Regions from separate parts of the Homo sapiens genome. Here region 1 is linked to region 2. The links are chromatin contacts, found by POLR2A ChIA-PET in ENCODE. All regions are on one chromosome and are shown on one strand. Each heading gives the region's core, a stretch centred on a gene start or an enhancer-like site at or near the end of the contact. The rest is flanking DNA. Distances are from core to core; before and after follow the strand shown. Region 1 overlaps CD58 (CD58 molecule). Region 2 holds the start of SARS1 (seryl-tRNA synthetase 1).

Region 1 (6,692 bases), core at 2,372-4,871, 7.3 Mb after region 2:
TTTCTGAGAAATGTCTTTTCACATCCTCTTTTTTTGTATTAGATTGTTTGTTTTTTTCTTCTCAAAGTTTAAAGGCTCCTTATATGTTATATATTTTTATCTGTATTATAGTTTTTTTTCAAATACAGCCTTTGCCTATTGAATTTACTAAATGAATATCTTCCATACAAAGTTTCTATATTTTTACATAATGAAAGTGTTTATCTTTTCTGGCTATGGTGTGGAAGACTGATGGGAGGGGTAAGACTAGATAGCAAGAGATCCATCAGACAGCAATTTCAGACTGGTCAAGAGGCAGCATTGTGCTAGGCAAAGTGGTTCAAGAGACATTAGGGAGGTAAAACTGGGAGAACTAGATGATTGACAGCATATGGGGTAAAGGAGGAGGAGAGGAGGTGCCAGGAGGGCCAGGATGAATCACAGCTCTTACTTCCTCCTAGGTGGGTTGTGGTGTCTTTCCCTAAGAAAGGAAACACAGCAGGAAGACTAAGACTGGCCTGGAACATCATGCTTTCAGTTTGACACTGTTCAGTGTGAGGGGTCTGTGAGACATCCAAGCAAAGATGCCCAGTAGCTGCTAAGTACACAGGTCTGGGACTCACAGGAAAGGATACAGATTTGGGAGTCATCACATTTCTAGTGGCTCCAATGGAGGCCATTAGGACCATCACCTTGGGAGAGCGTATGAAGTGGGAAAAGGCAGCTTGGACCTGTGCTTTAAAGCTTGGCTAGAGGGGAAAACACTGGCTAAGGAGACTGAGAGAGACCTGGGAAGTAGAAGAAAGGCCAGGAGGGGGATGGCATCATAACTCCAAGACAAGAGTCAACATGTGGAGACTTGACTGAATAAAAGGCACTAGTGATATTACTCAGATAGTAGGAAAAAGATGGAAGAAAATTCAAATGTAAGCAGAATTAAACACACATACAAAAACACATGCATACAATTTATTTTTGCTTATGCTCTAAAAGAACCTGTAGTTTCACTGAATACTGGGATCTGGGTGATATTTATTCAGGATGTTAACAAATAAAACAATAGTATAACCTACATAAAGAGATATGCATAATGATATTCATTTTAAAGTTATCTATACTAGTAAATAATAATCTAGTCTAATAGTTAAACAATTTAGTATTATGCCATGGCTTACTATGTGGTTATTTTAAAAAAGGAAACAGGATATTCTCCTTTTATTATTGGGAATTTGGAAAATTTCTTAATATTAAAAATAAAAAGTTATAGAAATATATATGCAGAATATTCCTCTTTTTAAAAACAATAAAGAGGCCAGATGTGGTGGCTCATGCCTACAATTCTAGCACTTTGGTAGGCCAAAGTGGAAGGATCACTTGAGCCCAGGAGTTTGATACCAGCCTGGGCAATGTAGTGAGACCCTGTCTCTACCAAAAAATATATATATATTTTAACTATAAAAAGACATGAATACATGTGTACATGCATTCTCACTTGCTCTTTTTTTAGACTGGAAAGAGACACCCTAAATGATTAACAGTGGTTGTTTTTAAAGTAACCACGGTTACTTTAGAGATTGTGGTGATGGTGAGATTTCAATTTATTACTTATTACTTAATACAGGTCACATTGAAAAATATGTTACTTTTGAAGACAAATATCCTATTACTATTATAATATTAAAACTATGTAAATTTTTTTTAAATAGAATTATTCAACCAAGAGGAGGAGTTGTTAAGAACTGTCTCTAAAACTAATATCTACCTCTACTTTGTGTGCATGGGTATATCTATTATTTCCTTCCTACAGTAAAGTCTTTTCTGTTGCACTTCCAAGGCCAACACTAAAGTAAGTTGCTAAGATAATTTCTAATGAACAAAAGAACAATAGAAGAAAGGGGAGTGAGTTTTTTCTCAAAGGTCACAAACCATGGATGAACGAATGAATGAATGAATGAATGAATACACAAATAGGAGCAAAGGAATGGTGTCAACAGTGAGTTTGTTGCTTTGCTGATACCACTGAGTGGTCAGAAAAGGGACTGTAGGGACGCTAATAACCATGCCAGAGTGCAGAACAGAGAGTGCCCAGATTTTGAAGCCAGCAAGGCCCAGGGTGAACTCCCAAAGGCCTCCCCACACTAGATCTCCTCAGCTGTGAAGTAGAAATCATAATGCCCACCATAAAAGATTGTTTTCAGGTTTGAATAAAATTGAGAGTCTTTTTACACTGGTTGACATGGAATAGGCTTTCAAAGGTTTTCTCTCTTTTTCTTTTAATGAGTTAGGTCAACATCAAGGTATTCACACTGTCTGAATTAACTGGGTGAGAACTGGGCATGGGGTGAGTTTTTGCTGTTTAAAAGCAAAGAGAGATGGAGGGAGGGAAAAAATTTTATCAGTGATCGCCTAAAAAGATTTTCTATGCTAGCCAGATAATTTTTGAAGGTTTTTTTGTTTTGAAGAATTTTGAATTTTTTTTAAATAAAGATATGAGGGTACCTAATACCTAATCAGCACTACATGTATAGAGTGATCACATATCTAAAAACAGGTCTGATCTCAAATATTCTGTTGCAGTGTTTCTACAAAACATCAACACCTCAATTTTAATAGTTCTTTTTGTATGGCCTGAAGTTGTAACTGGAACCCAAGTTTTATAGATGAAGTATCCTGATTTCTTATTTAGAAAATCTGGTCACCGTTAACTATGGGTTAATGAAAAGGAACTCTCAACCCCCAGCACAAATTCCTCTGCAAATTATTACTCAGGGCCTGAGATTCAGATTGACTGGTACTTTTTTTTTTTACTTAATCTAACACTTGTATGGCCCTGGCTCTGTGCCAGGCACTGTTGCAAGGGCTCTATAAATAGGTACTCACCACTGGGAGCAGTGGCTCATGCCTGTAATCCCAGCACTTTGGGAGGCCAAGGCAGGTGGATCACTTGAGGTCAGGAGTTCCAGACCAGCCTGGCCAACATGGTGAAACCCCGTCTCTACTAAAAATACAAAATTAGCTGGGCGTGGTGGCACTCGCCTGTAATCCCAGTTACATGGGAGGCTGAGGCAGGAGAATCGCTTGAACCCGGGAGGTGGAGGTTGCAGTGGCCAAGACTGTGCCACTGCACTCCAGCCTGGGTGACAGAGCAAGACTCCATCTCAGAAAAAAAAAAAAAAAAAAAAAAAAAATCAGAATCCTAAAAACATATTAAGAAGGTTTTATTTCTAACCTTATTATTTTGCAGGTGAGGAAACTGAGGCACAACAATGTTAAGTAATGAAGCCAGATTTGAACCTGGACAATCTGACTGCAGAATCAGTGCTCTTAACCATTGTTTCTTATTTAGCTTGCTACATGGCATAAGGCTCTTAAAGATAGTGACATGATGCAGGGTTTCTCAGGATACAATCTATAGACAGCATTGGAACAGCAGATGTTGCAAATGAGAAAGTCAAACTGAGTTAAGCACACCTCCAAACCTACAGGTGAGGCACTAAGCTCTGTGGTTTCCAAATCATCGAATGCTAGAGCTGAAGAGGGCCTCAGAGAGCAAGACTCCAGTCAAGGAAGAAAAAGCCAGACCAGAAACAATAAAAAGAAAACGAGCAAACAAAGGAGTCACAAAGAAACAGAACTGTGGCAAATGACGCATTAGACGAAGACCAGCAATTCCACCCACAGAGGAGATACCAGCGGGCCAAGTGTGAGTCAGAAGGGACTGGTGAGGACTTGCGCACCAGTGAGCCTACAGGGAGGGGCCTGCCATGTGGAAACAGGAGCTGTGCCTCAGCTCCTGCCATGTGGAAACAGAGGCCCACCATTGCCAGGTTCCCAATTTTTCAAAAAAAGCCAGATATTCACATTTTGTGTGAAAATTCCTGTTCTTGAAAGTTGGCAACTAATTCAAATCTGAGCTTAGGGGTAACCCCAGCCAGGCTAGCCCTATCAGGACAAGGACAAAGGTGTTCCTGTTTTTGGCTGTATCCCCATATGTCTGGCATATGGACTTTCAATAAATATCTGTTGAATGAATTAACTAAAATGATTAAAATACAACTTAAATGTAGTTCAAAAGATAAGGCTTCCTGACAGAATAGCAAAATTTGACAGTCACCCCAAACCCTGGGCTTTGTGAAATCCCAAATTGCTGTGGAACCTGGCTGAAGAAGGAGGACTTCGTAAGGAGAGATGGAGAAAGAAGTTTAACTGGAGCTTAAAAATAAAATGGCTCAGGAGCCCTCATATACAACCAAAACAGACTCAGTTTTTCAGCCCCACTTTCTGCCTCATCACCAAAGCAAGATGGGAGGACCTGCGGGCTCCACCTTCCCAACTCCACAGCTGTCCCTTTTGAGATGTTCCCTCTCAAGTTTAAGTAGATTTTACCAACTAAGTGTTATAGGATGCAGGGCACCACACCAGATAAACTTGTACCCACTCATGGATGTCAGCCCCAATCAAACTTAACAGCCTCGCTATGGTTTGAGGAGGTTCACTGATGTCATTTCTTTCTTTTCTTTCTTTTTATTTTTCTCTTTCTTTCCCTCTCTCTCTCCCTCCTTCCCTCCCCTTCCTTCCTTCCTTCCTTTTTCTTTTTGGAGACAGGGTCTCATTCTGTCACCCAGGTTGGTGTGCAGTGGTGCAATCGTGGCTCACTGTAGCTTCAACCTCCTGGGCTCAAGTGATCCTTCTGCCTCAGCCTCCCAAGTAGCTAGAACTACAGTTGCATGCCACCACGCCCAGCTAATTTTTATATTTTTTGTAGAAACAAGGTCTCACTATGTTGCTCAGGCTGATCTCAAACTCGTGGGCTCAAGTGATCCTCCTCCCTGGGCCTTCTGAAGTGCTGAGATTACAAGCATGAGCCACCATGCCCAGCCAATGCCATACCTTAGAGACAAGCTAATCACTCTTCCGGGATTTGAAGGAAAGGGTTTTCTTGAGTTTGTTCTTAGAAATAAACAATGTAATTTTAAGATACTTCTCTCTCTCTCTCTAAAATATTTTAAGGCTCACACTGCCTGCAGATTTTAGCAGGTAAAGTAAAAGTTCATTTGACCAAAAAAAAAAAAAAAAGAAAGAAAAAAGAAAAATTCCCTTAAAAGTTTCAGTACCTGAATATATGAATATTGGTATTTCCCTCTGAATATAAGACATCATAATGGTGATTCATTTAAAGCCTCGTGCAAGCCCAGAGATAGCAGGGTCTTGGGGCATTTTTGCTCCCAAGTGAGCAGATGGATTTCTCATCTGGATATGGGTCACTGAGCACAGCCTTGTCCCTCTCACTTCTCTGCGTTTGGTCTTCACATCACGGCACATTTTCAGTTGATGCCTACTTGCAGTATCAGGATGTGTGGCAATCTGGGAAGCAACATCTCTATCTACACACCCATATATGCATTTATAGTATTGAGGAGCGGCCAATCTCCTAAAATGTCTAGGCTAGTAATTGTATCAAATAACCTGTCCTATTAAGGCCATAAATATTCTCATATTAGTCAGTCCCAATTTTGGGGGTAGAAAATGTGCTTACCAGGCATGGAGATAATAAAGAGGAGTAGCACTGTTTGTTTTAACTCAATCAAGTTTCATACAGTTGTGACTCTTGCCTAGCTCTTAGCAAGTCCAATCCAAGGAGCCCTAGGCCAGCTCAGCCTCAGTAATAATATTTAACAGTAGCAGCAGCACGAAGATTCACTGCAGGCTTACTATGTGACAAGCACTTGTTCCAAGAGCTGTTTGTGTATTAACTCATTTAATCCTCAACTCAACTCTGAGGTAGTTCTTATTATTCATTTATTTGTTCATCAAATGTTCATGGAGTCCTGCCTATGTGCCAGACACTGAAATAAGCAGGCAGGATATAGCAATGAACAAAACAGACAAAATCCCAGCCCTCTTGGAGTCTATTTTTCAGTGGAGGGAAGAACATAATAAATGAAAAAGTAAATATCTTTTATTTGGATGATGTTGGATGATGTTAAGTGCTATAGAGAAAAATAAAGCAGAGTGTGGGGGCTGAGGAGTACTGGTAAGGAAAGGAGTTGGATGGCATGGGGGGCAGTCATAAGTTGGCATCTGAGCAGAGTCCAGAAAAGCAGGGGAGCGAGCCTAAGAACATCTGGGGTGAGAGTGAGAAAGGAGTTATTTCTTGAGAACACGCCTATCAAAGTAAGGTGGTTTGCTCCGCTGGACACTTGGTTGATAGAGAAGGTCAAAGATTCCGAAGCACCAGGCTACAGATGAAGAAATGGACTGAGAGGGTCAGCTGACTGCATTCACTCAGCTAGCAAGGGGCAGAGCTGGTGTCCAGACACAGGCAGTCGGCCCCAGAGCCTGCACTGTTGGCCAGAACATCAGATGCCTTGGTTGGGGCCATTCCTCTTTTTTCCTGATCGATTCCACCCTTAGCCGGTCCCAGTTAGTGACTTCTCTTATTTCCTTAAGACAGAGATTTACTGATTTCAGCCACACCACCACCAGTTTCCCTGCCCTCATCTACTTCATACTGAAACTGCAGCCACCTGTCTCCCAACGGTTACAAACCCTCGGTCCCCAAGGCCAGAGCAAGGTTCCCGGACCTTGCTCTCAGCTGTCAATCTGCCTCCTCGATAAGTTCATCAAGAATTAAGATGTTGGTTCTCTAAATCAACTTCTTTCTGTACTTTCCTTCTAATATGATGCTAAAATAGTTTCCTTTTTAATTCTTG
Region 2 (6,762 bases), core at 148-2,647:
CTCACAGACCTCAAGGAAACATTTACCAGTTTATTATAAAGGATAGTACAAAGGGTACAAATGAACAGCCAGATGAAGAGATGGATAGGGCAAGGTGTCAGGGGTGCAGAGCTTCCATAACCTTTCTGGGCAAGACACCCTCCTGGCATCTCCACATGTTCAACAACCCTGAAGCTCATCAACTCTTGTTGTTCGAGCGTTTATAGAGTTTGATGTCCAGCTCCTCCCCTCCCCCTTTCCTGGAGGTTGAAGGGTGGGGATGAAAGTTCCAATCCTCCAATCACTTGGTCTCTCTGGTGACTGGCCCCATCCTAAGGTTATCTAGGGCCCCCATCCTAAATCACCTCCTTATTATAAACTCAGGTGTTATCAAAGAGACCCATTACGTATAACCCAGGAAATTCAAGGGTTTTAGGGGCTGTGTCAGGAACCAGGGACAAAGCCCAAATATATTTCATATTATAAATAAATAATATGATAGTTAGCTATGTCACACCCTCATCTCAGGAGTCCATGACGGCGGTATAAGATCAAGAAGGTCTTAGCACATCTAGCTTCGAGAAGGCATTGGAAGTGAGGCTTTAAAGTTTCTGCAGAGTGGAAGGATTGGGGGTGGGGGTGGGGGAGGAGATCACCTGTTCCCAAATCCTTCAAATAATCTCTTGTTATCAGGGAGATTCTTTGATAACTTTGGCTTCACTCGGCAACTAGAATATTTCATTTAAAGGTCTGAACATTATAAAATCAAAGTATGATACAAACCGTTCTTCAAGACGCTTTCAAATTGACCCAAGACATGACCTCAACACCTTATACGGCGTTCAAATCTGCTTAATGTCCCTTTGGAAAAGTTTTCTCTCGTCTCTCTCTAAAAGACAACCGCACTTTCCCAAAGCTGTGCTCTTAAGAGTTGGTAAAGTGACAATTTGGTTTATCCAATAATCAGATTAATAAAGGTATACCATTTCTAAGGCACGAGAGCAGGAATCTTAAGCTGAGGTAGCCCTGGGACTAAATATGCCATCCTCTTGTATCAAGATGGAGAAGACGGCCGAGGTTCAGGGAAAGAGCCCAGTGGAAGAACCCAACCTAGTGAGAGGAAAACGGGCACCTGGTGAAGGCCCCGGCCTCTAAGCTAGGGATGAGGGGACAGGCCTCTGCCTAGCCTGAGACAGGAGTAGGAAACTGAGGCATTCACACTTTTATGTGGCGATCACAGTTCCTGCAGACTGTAGCAGAGCTGGGGAGCAGGAACCAGAGGTATAGTCCCACGCCCACCCACTCTCCCCTCCCCTCCCTCCGCGGCCCCGCCTCCAACCAGCCGCTTCCGGTCGCGGGGAGGGTCGCCTGCGGGCTCCAGCTGCGCCTGCGCAGGAAGGGCGGGTCAGCGCGCCGGCGCAGTGCGGCGGTCACAGGCTGAGTGCTGCGGCGCGATCCTTGCTTCCCTGAGCGTTGGCCCGGGAGGAAAGAAGATGGTGCTGGATCTGGATTTGTTTCGGGTGGATAAAGGAGGGGACCCAGCCCTCATCCGAGAGACGCAGGAGAAGCGCTTCAAGGACCCGGGACTAGTGGACCAGCTGGTGAAGGCAGACAGCGAGTGGCGACGATGTAAGTACCGGGACGGGCGGGTTACCTCCTTGATGCTAAACCCAATTTTCTCTCTCAAATCCAGCCACCGCTCCTGAGGCCACAGCTTCCACCCTTCGTCAGACCCCCTCCCAGGGTGCGGTGGCTCCGAGGTTCTCCCCATCCCCGAAAACACAGCCTGGTCGCCGGGGTCATCCCACTTTCTCCTCCACCCGGGCGGAGCGAGGTCCCTTCCACGCGTGCTCAGTGCCGTTCGCTGCCAGTGTGCGTACGCACGCGCATCGGGAGCTGTCAAGCCTTCCTGCCCCAGGGGTTGCCAGAACATGCCGGGGCGGGAGGTTGTGGGGTCTACGCGGCTTTCCTAACACGAATCTTTGGTCCCCCCCAGTCTTTTTCTCATCTTCAGCAAGGCCAGAGTGGTTTTCCTTTGTTTTGATAGGATCAAAGGCTTCTCCTGAGACTGCGTCACTTCTGCAACACAGTAGATTCATTCCTTCGGTATCGGAAGCATTTCGGGGCGTTGGAGGCCGCTCTTGGCCAAAATAAATGACCCTGAAGCTTTTCGGAAGGCCATCCCCCGACCTATGGGCATACCTTTAAGAATTAGAAAAGTCTTTTCCGTGGTAGATCAAACGCGAGGGGAGTGAGGAGGCGAGCAAAAGATTGTAATGACTGAAGCTGTTTAATTGTGATTTGTGGACGTTTTCCTTTAAAGACATTGGCAGAGTTGGGCTAGAACCTGGAACTGCCGGATCTTGGAGTCATATCGGGCATCTATCATGAAGCCGAATAAAACCATAGAACCATCTGCCCATAAATCTCTGCCTGTATTAACTGGAGTGGTCGCTGGTTGGGCGGATGCTGTCAAGTACTTGTGATTTGATTTGTCTGATGCAATAGGTCTGCAACCATCTGGGAGCTAGGTCGATGACAGTACACTGCAAAGGCAGCCACTATCCAAGAGTGTGATGGATTTCTATTAGGAAAATTGATTTTCTCCTGTTTATAAGGATCTTGGATGTCAAAAGAATATTTGTTTAACTTGAGTTTTGTGCTGATTCTATGTCTTAGGCCCTCTATTGTAGTAGTTTGTTTGATTGTGAGATTCCACACTTGACCTGAAGTTTCGAGTTGCAATGGAATTTAATTTTGCCACATTTTTTGTTTAGGATAAAACTAGCCTGAGCACTGTTCTACTGAATCTGAAGTCAGGAGTATCAGATTTTTGTGTCAGTCCAGCCCTTAGCCAGTGCTAAATGACTTTGAATGTGTTAGCTAGTCTTTTGGGTATAATGTCCACATCTGAGGGATTTGTCCCTTATCTGAAAAGTAGATAGGTGGTGAGTTCTTCAGGGACAAGGATTCAATTTTATTCATACAGTATATATGTGGATATACATATACACATTTATACATAAAATCCCAGTACCTAGCACTGTACCTGGTCCTTGGTAAGGCCTTGATAAAGGTTTGTTAGAGGCGTGAATATTTTCTGTCTTCAGGGCACTTTATATTCTTTATGAAAAGCAGTTTATGTAGTTTATGTTATTGTTTTAAAAAACTTAATCCTAAATGTGAAGTCATTTCTTTTCTTTGTTTTGTTTTGTTTTGTTTTTGAGACGGAGTCTCTCATTATCACCCAGATTGGAGTGCAGTGGCACCATCTCGGCTCACTGCAACCTCCATCTCCCGGTTTCAAGAGATTATCATGCCTCAGCCTCCAAGTAGCTGGGACTACAGGTGTGCACCACCACACCCAGCTAATTTTTTTTTTTAGTTGAGATGGGAGTTTCACCATGTTGGCCAGGCTGGTCTCTAACTCCTGACCTCAAGTGATCCGCCTGCCTCAGCCTCCCAAAGTGCTGGGATTACAGGTGTGAGCCACCATGCCTGGCCAATAGTTTATTTCCAATGCATCTATTAATTTGATTCTTTTCTATTTGACAACCCTTTCCAATATTCTCTTTGCATCCAAATGGAATTTATGTTTTTTCCCAAGTTCCCAACTGCCCAAGGTAGACACTGGCAGATTTATATCAAGGTTCTTTGACATCTTGAACTTCAGATCAGAGGATGGAGTTCTTCTCTCATTGCCTTGAGCAAGGGCTTATAACCAGAGCCACATTAAGAACTCAGATCATGCTCCCTAATTGAGGACACATAGCAAGCTTCACCAAGCCCTCCACTACAACTATACCAATTTGTCTTCCTGTAGACTTACAAGGTACCACTAGGGTTCCTTTGGAGAACTCAGGAGTCCAGTATAACTTGGAGTGATAATACCACATTGGAACTCACAACTCTTCTAACTCCAGGGATTTGAATGTGATTTCTTCTTTTTAATTCAGAGTAGCGTAATGATCCTACACTTGGGCATATTTGTCTTGGCCCCACTCCCAAAGCAAATAGATTTCCATGTAACTGGAAATCTGCTGCAAACCCCAAGAATTTTATCCTCCCTCAAAAAGTGCTATCCTGAGTGGTTTTTTTTTTCTTTTTACTGTACATTGAAAATTGAAGTTGTTGTTTCCTTTTTTTTTAATTTGAGACAAGGTCTCACTGTGTCACCCAGGCATGATCACAGCTCACTGCAGCCTCAATCTCCCCAGGCTCAGATGATCCTCCTGCCTTAGACTTCTGACTAGCTGAGACTACAGGCGCAATGCCACCATGCCTGGCTAATGTGTGTATTTTTTGTAGAGATGGAGTTTCGTCATGTTGCCTAGGCTGGCCTCAAACTCCTGGCCTCAAGCGATCCTCCCACCTCGGCCTCCCAAAGTGTTGGGATTACAGGCATGAGTCACCATGCCCAGGCTAAAGCTGTTATTTCCTCATAACCTTTACTGCACATGTTTTAAAACAGGTCCTTATCATTGTTTGCCCCAGCAACTGGAATAGCTTTCTATCTGCTTTCAATCTTAACCCAGTCTCACCAGGGCATATAATCTTTCTAGAATGCAAATCTGATCATTTTACTTGAAGGCTTAAGTTTTGCAGTGACATACTTTAGAGCAGCACTGTCTGATAGGAATAGAATGTTAGCTTCATGTATACAGATGCTCCTTGACTTAGGATGGGTTTATGTCCCAATAAATCCACCATAAGTTGAAAATATTGTAAGTAAAAAATGCATGAAATACACATACCCTACTGAATATCATAGCTTAGCCAAGCCTACCTTAAATGTGCTCAGAACACTGATGTTAACCTACAGTTGGGAAAAATCATCTTACACAAACCCTATTTTATAATAAAGTGTGAATATCTCATGTAATTTATTACTATTGATCATAAAGTTTAAGCATTATAAGTTGGCGATAGTCTGTAATTGTTAATTTGTTTGTATCCAATATAAAAAATATAAAGAGAAACAGATGAAATTAATTTTAGTAATACATTTTATTTAACCTAGTCTTGTATACCCAAAAGTTATATATATATAAATATATATATAATTATTATTATTATTTTTAGACAGCGTCTTGTTCTGTTGCCTAGGCTGGAATGCAGTGGCATGATCACAGCTCACTGCAGCCTGGACCTCCTGGGCTCAACTGGTCCTCCCACCTCAACCTTCTAAGTAGCTGGGACCACAGGTGTGCACCACCATGCCCAGCTAATTTTTAATTTTTTGTAGAGACAGAGTCTCACTTTGTTGCCCAGGCTGGTCTCGAATTCCTGGACTCAAGTGATCCTCCCACTTCGACCTCCCACACTGCTGGGATTACAGGTGTGAACCACCACGCCCAGCCCCGAAATTATATTTTCAACACATAATCAGTATTTTTAAATTACTGAAACTAGCCCGGTGCGGTGACTCACTCCTGTAATCCCAGCACTTTGGGAGGCCGAGGCAGGCAGATCACAAGGTCAGGAGATCGAGACCATCCTGGCTAACACGGTGAAACCCCATCTCTACTAAAAATACAAAAATAATTAGCCGGGCATGGTGGGGGGCGCCTGTAGTCCCAGCTACTCGGGTGGCTGAGGCAGGAGAATGGCGTGAACCCGGGAGGCAGAGCTTGCAGTGAGCTGAGATCATGCCACTGCACTCCAGCCTGGGTGACACAGAGAGACTCTGTCTCCAAAAAAAAAAAAAAAAAAAAAAAATTAGCCAGGCGTGGTGGCGGGCGCCTGTAATCCCAGCTACTTGGGAGGCCGAGGCAGGAGAATTGCTTGAACCCGGGAAGCGGAGGTTGCAGTGAGCTGAGATCGTGCCATTGCACTCCAGCCTGGGGGACAAGGTGAGACTTCATCTGAAAAAAAAAAAAAATTACTGAAACTACTGAGATATTTTACTTTTTTTTTTTTTTTTTTGGTACAAGTCCTCAAACTCCAAAGTATGTTTTACACTTAAAGCACCACTCTGTTCAGGTGCTCATTTCAAATTTCAAATGCTCATAGTCACATGGTATTAAAAGCTACTATATTGGACAGTACAGCCTTAAAGCATAAAAATCCAAATTCCTGAACACAATTTACAAAGTCCCCCATGCCTTCCTGGCCTCGCTGTCTACCACTTCCCACATAGGGCCTCCCGCTCTTTGCTCTAGCTTATTGCTACTCCTAGACTCTTTCACACTTCTGTGACTGTTGCCTCTTCCTGGAATGCTCCTTATCAGGGTGTGCCACTCCCACTTCCAACGGCCCTCTTTGGCACTCAACTACTGTTGTAGTGCCACCTCATTTATTGAGTGCTCTCCTTATATTATCTTACAAATCTCTTACAGCATTTATACTATTCCTGTATATACCCTTCAAAAACTTATTTTTATTGACATAGATACAGTAAAGTACACAAATCTTAGTGTACAGGTTGATGAGTTTTCTAAATATATACACCAATGTAACACTTAGATCAAAATATAAGACATTTAGGCCGGGCGTGGTGGCTCACACCTGTAATCCCAGCACTTTGGGAGGCCGAGGCGGGCGGATCATGAGGTCAGGAGATCGAGACCATCCTGGCTAACACGGTGAAACCCCATCTCCACTAAAAATTCAAAAAATTAGCCGGGTGTGGTGGCGGGCGCCTGTAGTCCCAGCTACTTGGGAGGCTGAGGCAGGAGAATGGCATGAACCCAGGAGGCGGAGCTTGCAGTGAGCCGAGATCACACCACTGCAGTCCAGCCTGGGCGATAGAGCAAGACTCTCCATATATATATATATATATAT

Evidence for each region. ChIA-PET counts read pairs that join two places held with the same protein, here RNA polymerase II (POLR2A).
Region 1: POLR2A ChIA-PET joins it to region 2 with 10 read pairs in activated B cell. The contact joins the enhancer-like site here to the promoter of SARS1 in region 2. POLR2A ChIA-PET finds 5 or more read pairs at or near these places in 2 of 52 experiments (HepG2 and activated B cell).

What each region holds. Positions count from the first base shown.
Region 1 is chr1:116,553,115-116,559,806 of GRCh38, forward strand. All of the region lies in intron 1 of CD58 (CD58 molecule), which reads right to left. It overlaps LOC105378925 (a long non-coding RNA gene), which reads left to right. Exons shown (of 3, transcript XR_947739.2): 3 at 1-6,692. Among named protein-coding and RNA genes, the nearest start is that of MIR548AC, 3.6 kb to the right of the region's middle. RefSeq lists enhancers at 3,470-3,719, 3,493-3,787, 5,464-5,513, 6,565-6,692. Within about 2 kb of position 3,622, at least 19 of the 41 ENCODE cell types and tissues checked have a DNase peak (open chromatin) inside an H3K27ac peak, as active enhancers do.
Region 2 is chr1:109,212,521-109,219,282 of GRCh38, forward strand. SARS1 (seryl-tRNA synthetase 1) reads left to right here and starts at 1,398. Exons shown (of 11, transcript NM_006513.4): 1 at 1,398-1,608. The coding sequence starts at 1,473. RefSeq lists a silencer at 1,192-1,411 and an enhancer at 1,462-1,821.